2 separate regions of the Homo sapiens genome follow, and region 1 is linked to region 2. A link is an interaction called in ENCODE POLR2A ChIA-PET data of the cell type or tissue named here. Cell type or tissue: Panc1. All regions are shown on one strand. Links, peaks and the distances in the headings refer to the core of each region. The heading gives the core; the rest is flanking DNA.

Region 1 (5,373 bases), core at 82-5,081, 52 kb after region 2:
CCTCCTAGAATGCAGGACTTTGTTTTAGGGATGGGGGTACCACCATGGAAAAGTTATGGAGCCAAAGCCCCCTCCTACAGGCTAGATGAGAAGTCTTCCAGAGAGCTACTGCTTTTAGGAATAATCATAGTCCCATTAATAATAATAAATAATAGCTAACATTTTATTAGCTGACTGGGTGCCAGGCAATAAGCTAAGTGCGTTATTATCCCCATTTCCAAAATGAGAAAACTGAGGCTTGGTGAGGGTAAGGAACCAACCTAAGGCCTCATATCCATAAGTAGTGAAGCTCTCTATCTGCTCTGTATGGGAAGGAGGAGAGGCCAAGGGCCTAACATCACATCTATGTCACAGCTATGTCACATCAGCCCTTTGCCACCCAACAGAGGCAAGATCACTGGGGTAGAAAATTGGGCAAGGATCTTTGATAGGGGGGCAGTGACAGGAATCTGGAAGGATCTGGGGCAGGCAGAGGTCCAGAAGGGAGACTCTAGACAACGTGTGTGTGTGTGTGTGTGTGTGTGTGTGTGTGTGTACCTAAGTGATCACCTAGGTAAAGGTGGTGTGATTATATGTAGAAGATATTAAATGAATATTTCCTGGCTCTTGAAGACAAGGCAGGCAGGCTGCTAAAGTCCAATGTGGCTTACTCCATTCTGCCATCTGTCACTTTAGACAAGGACTTCCTCCTCCCTACTTCTCAGTTTCTCCTCTTTAAAATGATGCAGTTGGCCTAAGATTCTTCCCAGTTCTGATAATTTGTGCATCTGTGATTTCACTGTGGTTAGCACATGTGGAGGAGGGGGAAGGCTGGATGTCAAAGGTCAAAGGTTGGCTATCAACCACCAAGGCTGGCAGCCAAGCCCTGGCAAGGACAGCCAGCAAGATCAAAGCTAAAGGAAAACCAGTCAGGAGGCACTGTCTGCTCCCCAAGCTCGAGCCCAGGAGCAGCATGTGCAGGGAGTGAGGCGCCACAAGCACAACTGATCCTGCCAGCACCCACTCCCAGGGCTCCAGGCACTGGTGCCAAGTACCCCACCAATGGGTGGATGGAATGCTCAGAAATTCACAACTCCAGGAGCAAGGCTGTCTGTCTCAGGATAAACAAAGCCCCAGGCAACTTGATGCAGCTCACCTACTCTTCCGGCTGCAACAACCTTTTTGAAGGTCAAGTCATCCAGCCCCCGGAAGCAGTCTACAGTTCTACGTTCCTCTGAATTACATCCTTGTTTTTTCCCAAGGTCAAAAGGGCCAGTAATTCACCCCTGGTCATAGAGCACGTGGCTATTCACAGGATTCAGATCTCTGAATTCTCACTCTGTGCCACAGAAGGGACTTGCTTCAATGACATGGACTTTATTGCTTAGTTTCACTACTCAGTGAGTATGTAGCGAATATCCACAATGTGCACTTGCTGAGTATCTACTGTATACACACTCTAAAGAGGAGTTGTCACCAAGGTTGTCCAAGGTCAACCTTAATGGCTATAGATCTTAATGGAGAAGACTGTCCACTGACTTTGGAGTAAGCCAGGCTGGGTTCTAATCCTGCCTTTATCTTCCAATTGCACCACAGCAAATTTCTTAACCATACAATATGATTTGGCTCTGTGTCCCCACCCAAATCTCATGTCGAATTGTAATCCCCACCTGTTGAAAGTAGAGCTTGATGGGAGGTAATTGGATCATGGGGGCAGTTTCTAAGGGGTTAGCACCATCCCCCTAGTGCTCTCTCGTGATAGAGTTCTCGTGAGAACTGGCTGGGTTTTTTGTTTTTTGTTTGTTTGTTTGTTATTTGAGATGGAATCTTGCTCTGTTACCCAGGCTGGAGTGCAGTGGCATGATCTCGGCTCACTACAACCTCTGCCTCCCAGGTTCAAGCAATTATCCTGCCTTAGCCTCCCAAGTAGCTGGGATTACAGGCACCTACCACCACAGCTGGCTAATTTTTGTATTTTTAGTAGAGACGGGGTTTCACCACATGTTGGCCAGGCTGTTCTCGAACTCCTGACCTCGTGATCCATCCGCCTCGGCCTCCTGAAGTGCTGGGATTACAGGCATGAGCCACCGCGCCCGGCTGAGATCTGGTTGTTTAAAAGTGTGTGGCACTTCCCCCAATCCGCCTGCCACTATGTGAAGAAGGTGCTTCCTTCTCCTTCACTTTCCGCCATAATTGTAAGTTTCCTCAGGCCTCCCAGTCATGCTTCCTGTACAGCCTGCAGAACTGTGAGTCAATTAAACCTCTTTTCTTCCTAAATTACCCAGTATCAGGTAGTTCCTTACAGCAGTGTGAAAACAGACTAATACACCATGACTCCCAGTCTGAAAACTGGTAATAATACCTAGCTCATAGACTCATTGTAGGGACAAAATAGTTAATGTGCCTAATGCATTTATCACAGTACCCAGTAAACAGGAAGGTCCTAAATGATGATGCAACTGTTGATGATGGCATGGTGATGATGGTCACATTGTCCCCCTGAGGCAATCCTACTCTGGACCCAGGTACTTCCTTGACCATCCAACCCCTACCAGGTGACATTACATGAAGAATGCAGCTGGCTCTAGGTTCAAGAATTTAAAACAAACAAACAAACAAACCACAAAACCATTGCTCCTTGCCCTTGGACCAGGAAGTATGAGAGCTCACAAGCCAACAAACAAACAGCTGCTTTCAGAAATCTAGTAACAGCCAAGAAAGATGAGGCCCGTGTTGTGGCCGCAGCCCTCCTGAAAGGGCAGGGTAGGAGGACCCCGAATCAGGGAAGGACAGGTTCCTGAGCTCCTATCCCAGGCTGGCCCCTGACCCACCTCCCAATGCCTCTACTTCCTCACCTGTAAGCTCAGGAAAGCAAACCACAGGTGAGATGAGCCACAGCTAGAAATCTGAAGTCAGGGCTTTGTCTCCACTGTGGGGGAGCCAAGATGGGCTGACGATGTGGAACAAGTGAATCACTAAATGTCTGGCTGCATGAACTCCTTCAGTGGTGTGAGGACACAAGGGTTGGCACTCTAGAAATGGGAACAGCCTGCTGATAAAAATCCTTGTGCCTGGGAAGCAAGTCCACCCAACCCTGCCCCTACCACTAGGAAGCCATCTGCTTTCAGAAACAGAAAAGCAAATGGGTCCTGACTTGGGCTGGCCCAAGCCCCCACAGAAAGGGGAATGCAGACAGGCAGGGTGGCTCAGGGAAAACACTCCAGGCACCAGGGTCTGGAGGGTGGAACACAGTGTTCCCACGGCCCGCTATGCAGGGAACGCAGCAGATGGAACTGCACTGACTCCAGGGAAACATTTGGTTCCTTGTCTCACACCAACTCACTGGAAAGGATGGTAAGGAAGGCCTGAGAATAGACAAACAAAAGAGAAGGTCAGGGAAAGGCAAGGAAGCCAAGCCAGGAAGCTGAGCAGAAATTTCCTCAGATCCTTCCAGAGGCCCTGAGCAGGTGGTGACAAAATGCCAACACCAGAAGGAACTTTCTAGAACAATAAATCCAATTCCCTTATTTTATGGATCAGGAAACAGGTCCCTAGGGAAGTCAGCACTGTGCAGTGGAAAAAGACTGTAGAGTCAGGGAGATGTGAACTCCATAGCTGTGTGATTTGGTGCAAGTTTATTAACCTCTCTGATCCTCAGGTTTGTCTTTTGTAAAATGGGGACCCTGTCATCTCCACAGTCATGCCGTGAGAAGGGAGTGAGGTACTCAGCACAGAGCAGAGCCTCAATAAATACCGGCTTCCAATTCTCAAAGTCACATACGGGTTAATGGCAGAGCTAGAACTAGAATCCAACGTCCGAACTTCCCACACTCCTTACTCCAGTTACAGAAAAGAGTCAAAGAAAAGACATGCCTGTGATGTGCCACTGGGGGTGGGGTAGGGAGAGGGCAATGAGATGTTAGAAGGGATTTTCTCATGACCAAAGCACGGGAATGCATTACCAAGGGTTCCATTTTGGGAGCTTATTTAAGTGTGTGCCTGAGATGGATTAAAGGCTGGGAATGAACTAAATGTCATCTTGATGACCTGTTCAGCCCACAGATGGTAGAATTCAATTTACCAGAGTTAGGGCTGGCTATGCCACTCCCTAAACTCCTCCAAAGAAAGGAAATGAATATGCATTCTTTCACTCAACTAACATTCATTGAGCACATAATATGACCTGAGAACAAGGTTTTCTTATTATTATTTTTGCCTATGAGGAAACGAAGGTCCCAAGATATTACAGGAAGATTCCATGCAGCTAGCAAGTGGCGGAGCCAGAATTCAATGCTATCTTAGTCTGCTCTTTGCCCAATGCCATATTGCATCTCCTGTCTTCTGATAGACTGAAAGGGGTAAAACTGTGCTAAGGCTGAACTCCCTCAGAACAGTGTGCATGGTGTGCATAGACAGAAGGGTTCTTAGAAGAACTCCCCCAGCTTGCCCCTTCCTGGGGGTAGAAATAGCTCCTGGAAGCTGCCTTGGGATCTTGTTTCTGGAGCTGCTCTGGGGAGGAATCTGCCTAGGATCTCCTGGCTCCCTCACCAAGGCCAGATCTATCCACCAGACAGAGTTTCCCAGGCCCCTCCCAGAACATGTTCACTGCCCAGAGCTCCACTGCGCTTCCCATATTCCCAGTCCTCTTATTAGAACTGAGAAGCAGGCAAACAAAAAAATTCAGAGCCTGACAGGCAGATGCAGTCCCTGTCTAATGGTGGAGACACAATCCCTGACCTCAGGGAGCCCCCATTCTTTAGGGGAGATGCAGCCCTACTCTGCCAGAGAGCTCCCAGGATAATAGAGTGATTGAAGAAACACTACTTATGCTCTCAGGAAGCTCCCAGTGTGATGGAGGAGACGAGGACAAAAGGATGTAAATTAATAACAGAGCCAGGCATGGTGGCTCATGCTATAATCCCACCACTTTGGGAGGCTGAGGTGGGAGGACTGCATGAGCCCAGGAGTTTGAGACCAGTCTGGGCAACATAGTGTGGCTCCATCTTTACAAAAAAACAAAAAAATTAGCTGGGCATGATGGCATGAACCTGTAGTCCCAGCTACTCCAGAGGCTGAGGAAGGAGGATCACATGAACCCAGGAGGCTTAGGCTGTAGTGAGCCATGACTGCACCACTGCACTCCAGCCTAAGCAACAGAGTGAGGCCCTGTTTCATAATAATAATAATAGGGCTAATGCTTATTGAGTGCCAGGCACTTTATAAATATGAAATCATTCAATCTCTATAACAACCCTGTGAGACACATCTCATTTTTATCCTTATTAAACAGATGAAGAAATGGAGGTTGCTATTGTCTGAATGTATCCCCCAAAGTTCATGTGTTGGAAACTTAATCCCCAATGCAACAATATTGAGAGGTGGGGCCTAATAAGA
Region 2 (5,373 bases), core at 246-5,245:
CAGCTACTCAGGAGGCTGAGGCAGGAGAATCGCTTGAACCTGGGAGGTGGAGGTTGCAGTGAGCCATGCCACTGAACTCCAGCCTGGGTGACAGAGCGAGACTCCGTCTCAAAATAACAATAATAATAATAATAATAATAATAATAATAATAATAATAAATAGGAAGAGCCCAGATGCCATCAGATGGTGAACACACCATGGGACCAACCAGCGAAGACACATCTGACAGAGAAAAAAGAAGGAAGAGGGGGTGGGCATAGACGTCCTACATAATTCTCTTTGGTGAATGCAGAACAGCCAAACTGAGAAAGGTGCAAAGAAGCCAGCCACCACTGCAGGGATGAGACTGGAGTGTGCTGGTTCTGAAGCTGTCTGTCCTTGGCTTTCTCTCCTGGCCCTGCCCTGTTTTGTATCACCATGGGGCTGACCCCGGCAGGCTGCATTTCCCAAGCCCTGGGGCTATCCAGGTCCATGGGAAATACTGCAGTGCTGGAGCAGTGGGGATGGGGCGGTGGTGGGGAGCTGTCTACCTCCCTGTCCCAGCTGTGTACTAGGCAGTGGTTATGACTCCTCCATGGCTCCAACACACACCAGACAAGCCCACCATGGGTGCGGCTTCTACCAGCCAACTGCAGCCCCTGGGCTCCGGGATCACCGCCTCCTCACTTTGTCCTTCTGCCTTGGGGTAGCTTCCTGTTGTTACTCATCTCTGGGTTACTTCACTCTCCCTGTTTGTGTCTCGGCTGCTTCATCACCAATTCCTGGTATAAGGCCCTCGGCTGTAAACACCTAAAATGATTTTTGTGTTCCTGGTTAGACTCAGACAGTTCAAGAGTAAAGCTGCATCAGGAAGAACTGAGCTCAGTCATCCCTAAGAACCCCCTGCCAGAGGTATAGGTACGAGTGAGCCACCCAACTCTTACAAACGCCTTCACTCAGAGGCAAGAGAACCCACATGTGGGTTTGGAAAATGCTAAGCATGGCTTGCCTGAGGGCAGGATGACACAGTGTCCTGTCAACTGCTGAGACCAGAGCAGGGTCCTCAGGCCTGGCCGTCCCTGTTTCTCATCACCTGCTCCTCATGGAAGCACTGGACATGGGAGCAGGGAGGTGGAGGGCCGGGGGGTGGCAGAGGTCCACGTCTTTCCACCATCCTGCGGTTTGGATAGTCAGGGATTGAATCTTCCCTCTTCCGTTCCCTCACTCTTGGCTGGGAGGGAGTGACAGTTCATAGCTCTGGTCCCCTCCTTCCCGCCTCCTCTCTTATCAAGGATCTCAGCCACTTGTAACTGGAAACTTGGATCTCAAGAGCAGGAAAGTAAGGCTTTCAGACTATTAAACTACTTCCTGTGGAGAAATTCTTCCTCCCCAAGGAGAACAGGAAACCAGATATAATCAAAGGTGCTGGGCACACTCCAGGGGCCAAATATTTAACAGTAACATTGCCCAGGGGAGTCTGCTTCAGGGGCCCTGGGGAGGGGGCAGGATGTCAGGCCTAAGAATCCTGCCTTGAATCCCGCTGTGAGGGGCTCTGTGGCATCACTCACCATCTAAAACATCAGTGCCCACCAATCCCCAAAAGGAGACTCGGGCTGACACCCCAGGGCCAGTCTGCAGGGCTACAGGGAGGAGGGCAGACACTCTGTGTCTTGAAAGAAAAGAGCTGGATAAATTGATTAGGTCATTAGTGTAATGGGCCTTGGAAATCACTCCTGGTCACTTGCTGAGGACAAATAACTCCACAGCCTGGTGGGGAAAATAATGAGGTTCCTGTGTGTGACTCAGTAACACCCTCTATTCTGGCAACCTCCCCAACTGTCTGTCCTTCGGATTCAAGGCCCCTTTCTGAGCGCTGGACGTGAGCAGAATAAACATAGATCCCACCATGAAGGAACTCTCAGTCCACAGGAGAGGCCCAGCACCTGAGCAAAGGGATCCCCAGTGTGATGAGAGCGGCATGTGCTGCAAAGCACAGGGCAGAGCTCCCTGCCAGCTCCCCCACTCAAAGGTTTCATGCATGACTGACAGCACAAGCTCCCCCCAGACCTGTGTGCCTGCAGAGAGCTCTTTTCTCTCTCTCTCTGGGTGGGCGTTCTCATCCCAACAAACAGAAGTTTGGATTTGCTCAGTGGTTCTGATCCGGAGGGGGCTTCAGAGGGTGGGGTGCAAAGTGGGAGGCTTTCAGATTTGGAGGAGGCATGTTTTCAAAGTATATTTGCCTCTGAACCTCATCCCTTTCTCCCAGTCCAGGGCATATCCTATGGAATGTTTTTCCACAGCCAGAAGGCCAAGGTATCACACTTTGAGACAATGCCCTGGGCGATTTCACAATACAGCCACCTCCTCCCCTCCCAAAGTCAAGCACAGCACCCACATCCCCGTGAGGCGGTGGTCCTCAAGGAGGAGGGTGTCTGACCTGGACAGTAAATGCAGGAAAACTGGACCCAGACCTTGGCATTCTCAGCTCTTTCTGCACTGAGATTTGATTCTCTCCATCTCTCCAAGGAAGACCGGGATGGCAAAAGGAGCAAGGCCAATTAGCCCCACCTGCTATGGGTGACTGTTTCTGACTCATCCCGTGGGACAGGAAAAAACCATCCCATCTGCATTCAGACTTAATGACCTGTGAGTAGCTGCTGCAGGGAGGCCTCACTGGGATGGCCAGGGTGCTAAAAGGGGCAAAATTCCTTTTCCAGTGAAGTGGAAAGGTCCGCCATGGTGGGAAGGGAGCTGATGGCTTTATGCGGCTTCCCATAGGCCTCTCTGGTCTTTGCAGACTGTGGCCTCTTAGGAGAACAGCAGAGAATCCGCCAGCCCAGCTGGCACATGGGGAGGGCCCAGGCAGGAGGGAGCCAGGAAGCAGCAGAATTCTGCAGGCTCAGGAGAGCAGAGGGGGCCCATGCTGGACCCCCAAAGAAGGGCAGTCCTCCCTTGGAATACCTCATTGTGGTGGGAAATGGGAGACCCCCATTCTGGTCCAGGCTGTGCCAGGAGTGAGCTGGCCTTCGGGGAGACCCTTTCCCTTTTGGGGCCTCTGTGTCCTTGTCTGGATGATGAGGGATTGAATGAGATCTTTTCTGGGCTCTAGCAGGTCACGGTTCCCTTCTTCTGGAATGTGTCAAATCATCTTCTATAGAGAGCTGAGCTCAGCGCTAGCAGAAAGGAGGGAGGGGCACTGAACACGGAACTCCTTGTGGGGAGGAGGAGCCCAGGGGCAGTGGTGAGGGGCACCCATACATCCCCGGAAGGGAGTCCCTTCTGAAAGGATTCCATGCTGTAGCTCTGTGCCCCATGGAGAGGAAGATGGGGGGCAAGATGGAATGTAAAGAGAAATAAATATTTATTGAGTATAAGAATGAATGAATGAATGAATGAATGAATGAATGCATGCATGCATGAAGTGTGCTGTGGGGTAAGATCCGAGTTCAAACTGTGACTCCACCATTAACAGCTTGTGGCCTGGAGCAAGTAACAATTCCTTGAGCCTTGGTTTTGTCCTGGGCACAATGGGAGGAGAAGGTTGGCTTGGCAGGCCCCCTGTGAGGATGAGGCTGGCGCAGTAACTTATCTGGGCACTCAATGAACAGTAGCACCAGGTGCCCATTGCTATCTCCACCAGGAGCACACCCCTGATTCTACTGGAATACACAATCGACCCTTGAAGAGATACAAAACAGGTTGCAAGGACATAGATAAACAAAAAATTACTTCTGTTTCACTTTGGAAGGCCAGTCACATGGTTTCCATATCTATTTCACAGCCAGCTCTCCTACCTAATTCAACCTTCGTACAGAACGGGTCTGTGTTCCCTGATCTATCTGATGAAAGTGTCTGAGTCTGGGGTGGGGGTTTGGGAACCTGCTCAGCCCAGCACTAAACCCTACACAGGGTCCTGGAGAAGTCACGCTCCCTGGAGAACCCCAGTAAAGCTCCACTGGGGAAGTGGCCAGGGAGGATACTGGAGATATGGGAGGCGGACTCAGGGTGAGCCCACGCCTTTCCTCCCACCTCCCTTCAGAGTATCTCTTGGCTTGCCTGGAACCCTGAACGCTTGCAGGGTACAGGGCATCTGCCTGAAGGCCTGTTTCCACCAAGGAACTGTAAATCCGACCCCCACTGGAGAGATCCCATGCAGACTCGAGATCAGCCCAAAGGCACCCGCTGGGGTTGGGACCTAGAAAGCAGGTTGGATGCCTGCTGACAGTCTGGAGTGACAAGAGGAGGTGCCTCTTGAGCCAGGGAGATTGGGATGCTGTGCTCTGAGGAGGCAGCTGCTGTCACTGAGCTTGGGCTGTCAGGGCCCCCTAAAGCTCACAGCACCTAGCCCCCTGCCCTGGAAAAGATTCAACAGACAGCAGATAGGGGGAGGACAGAGAAGACAGGAAGAGCTCACCACCTTGGAAATCTTTCCAAAGAAAGAGTCCACCCCCACACTCAGCTCCGCATTCCACAGCTTGTGCTTCCACATTAGAAAGTCCTTCCCAGAGTCTAACTTCAGTTCTTCCTGCTGCATCAGAACTCAAGAAGACACCACTTTTGGGACCTGGAAGAAGTACAGTCATATTCTCCCCGATCCTGGCCTTTCTCCCCACCTTGCAACCAGGCAAAGGGGTGTAGAGCCCAAATAACAGCAGGAAGGACCCCAGGACCCAGCAGTTTTCCATTGACCCTCCTGGTATCTCCTGATGCTCTCTTTGCCCTGTGTCCCTCCACATAAGCACTCACCAAGCCCACAGTGTACAGAGTCCCTACAGAAGCCACAGGCCAGGCCCAATCCGGGAACCAGTCCTCCCCAGCCAGCAGCCACCCAGGCCAGGGCAGAGCACACAGAAGAGTTTAGCATCAGCTGCAGCCCTCCTGCTCCACTGCATGTGCTCAGGGGCTTCTGCCCCAGCTCCAGGGATGGCTTTGTGGAGGAGGGGCCCAGACATACAGATGCAGTGGGAGGTGGGGAGCACCCAGGCTCACCCAGTGGGTGCAGGTGAGCCAGAGATCCCCCTCCCCAGAACAACATGCAGCAGGAAGTGGGAATGTGAGGTCTCCTAGATCATCTGGTGGCTGGCTCCCTTCCCTTCCCTTCCCCATGTGGGATAATCAGAAAAATTCTTTATTTTTCTCTCAGAGCACATAACTGCAAGTACCTGAAGGGCGAAGACGAAGTCTGGTTCAAAATCATCTTCCTAGCACCTACCACAGTACCTGGCACACAGTAAGCACTCAATAATATTTGGGGAAGGAAATGAAATCATATAAAATGCTCGATTAAAACCAGAGAGGCAGAAAAAGAGAAGCAAAAAAAAAAGAAAACAAATATAATGACTAGAAAACAGTTATAAACATGGCAGAGATTAAGCCAACTATTGCAATAATCA

The links. ChIA-PET counts read pairs that join two places held together with the same protein. Peaks named below come from ENCODE experiments on the same cell type or tissue, not always from the same donor. Only the 100,000 strongest peaks of a DNase experiment are listed, where the experiment ranks them.
Region 1: POLR2A ChIA-PET joins it to region 2 with 6 read pairs; 3 of 35 experiments call an interaction of 5 or more read pairs at or near these places.

What each region holds. Positions count from the first base shown.
Region 1 is chr1:203,097,821-203,103,193 of GRCh38, reverse strand. No RefSeq gene overlaps it. Among named protein-coding and RNA genes, the nearest start is that of MYOG, 14 kb to the right of the region's middle. In Panc1, for the core only: no CTCF peak of the experiment used is centred there; a DNase peak (open chromatin) is centred at 2,474.
Region 2 is chr1:203,149,803-203,155,175 of GRCh38, reverse strand. All of the region lies in intron 3 of ADORA1 (adenosine A1 receptor), which reads right to left. Among named protein-coding and RNA genes, the nearest start is that of MYBPH, 23 kb to the left of the region's middle. In Panc1, for the core only: no CTCF peak of the experiment used is centred there; a DNase peak (open chromatin) is centred at 2,579; H3K27ac peaks cover 3,571 bases.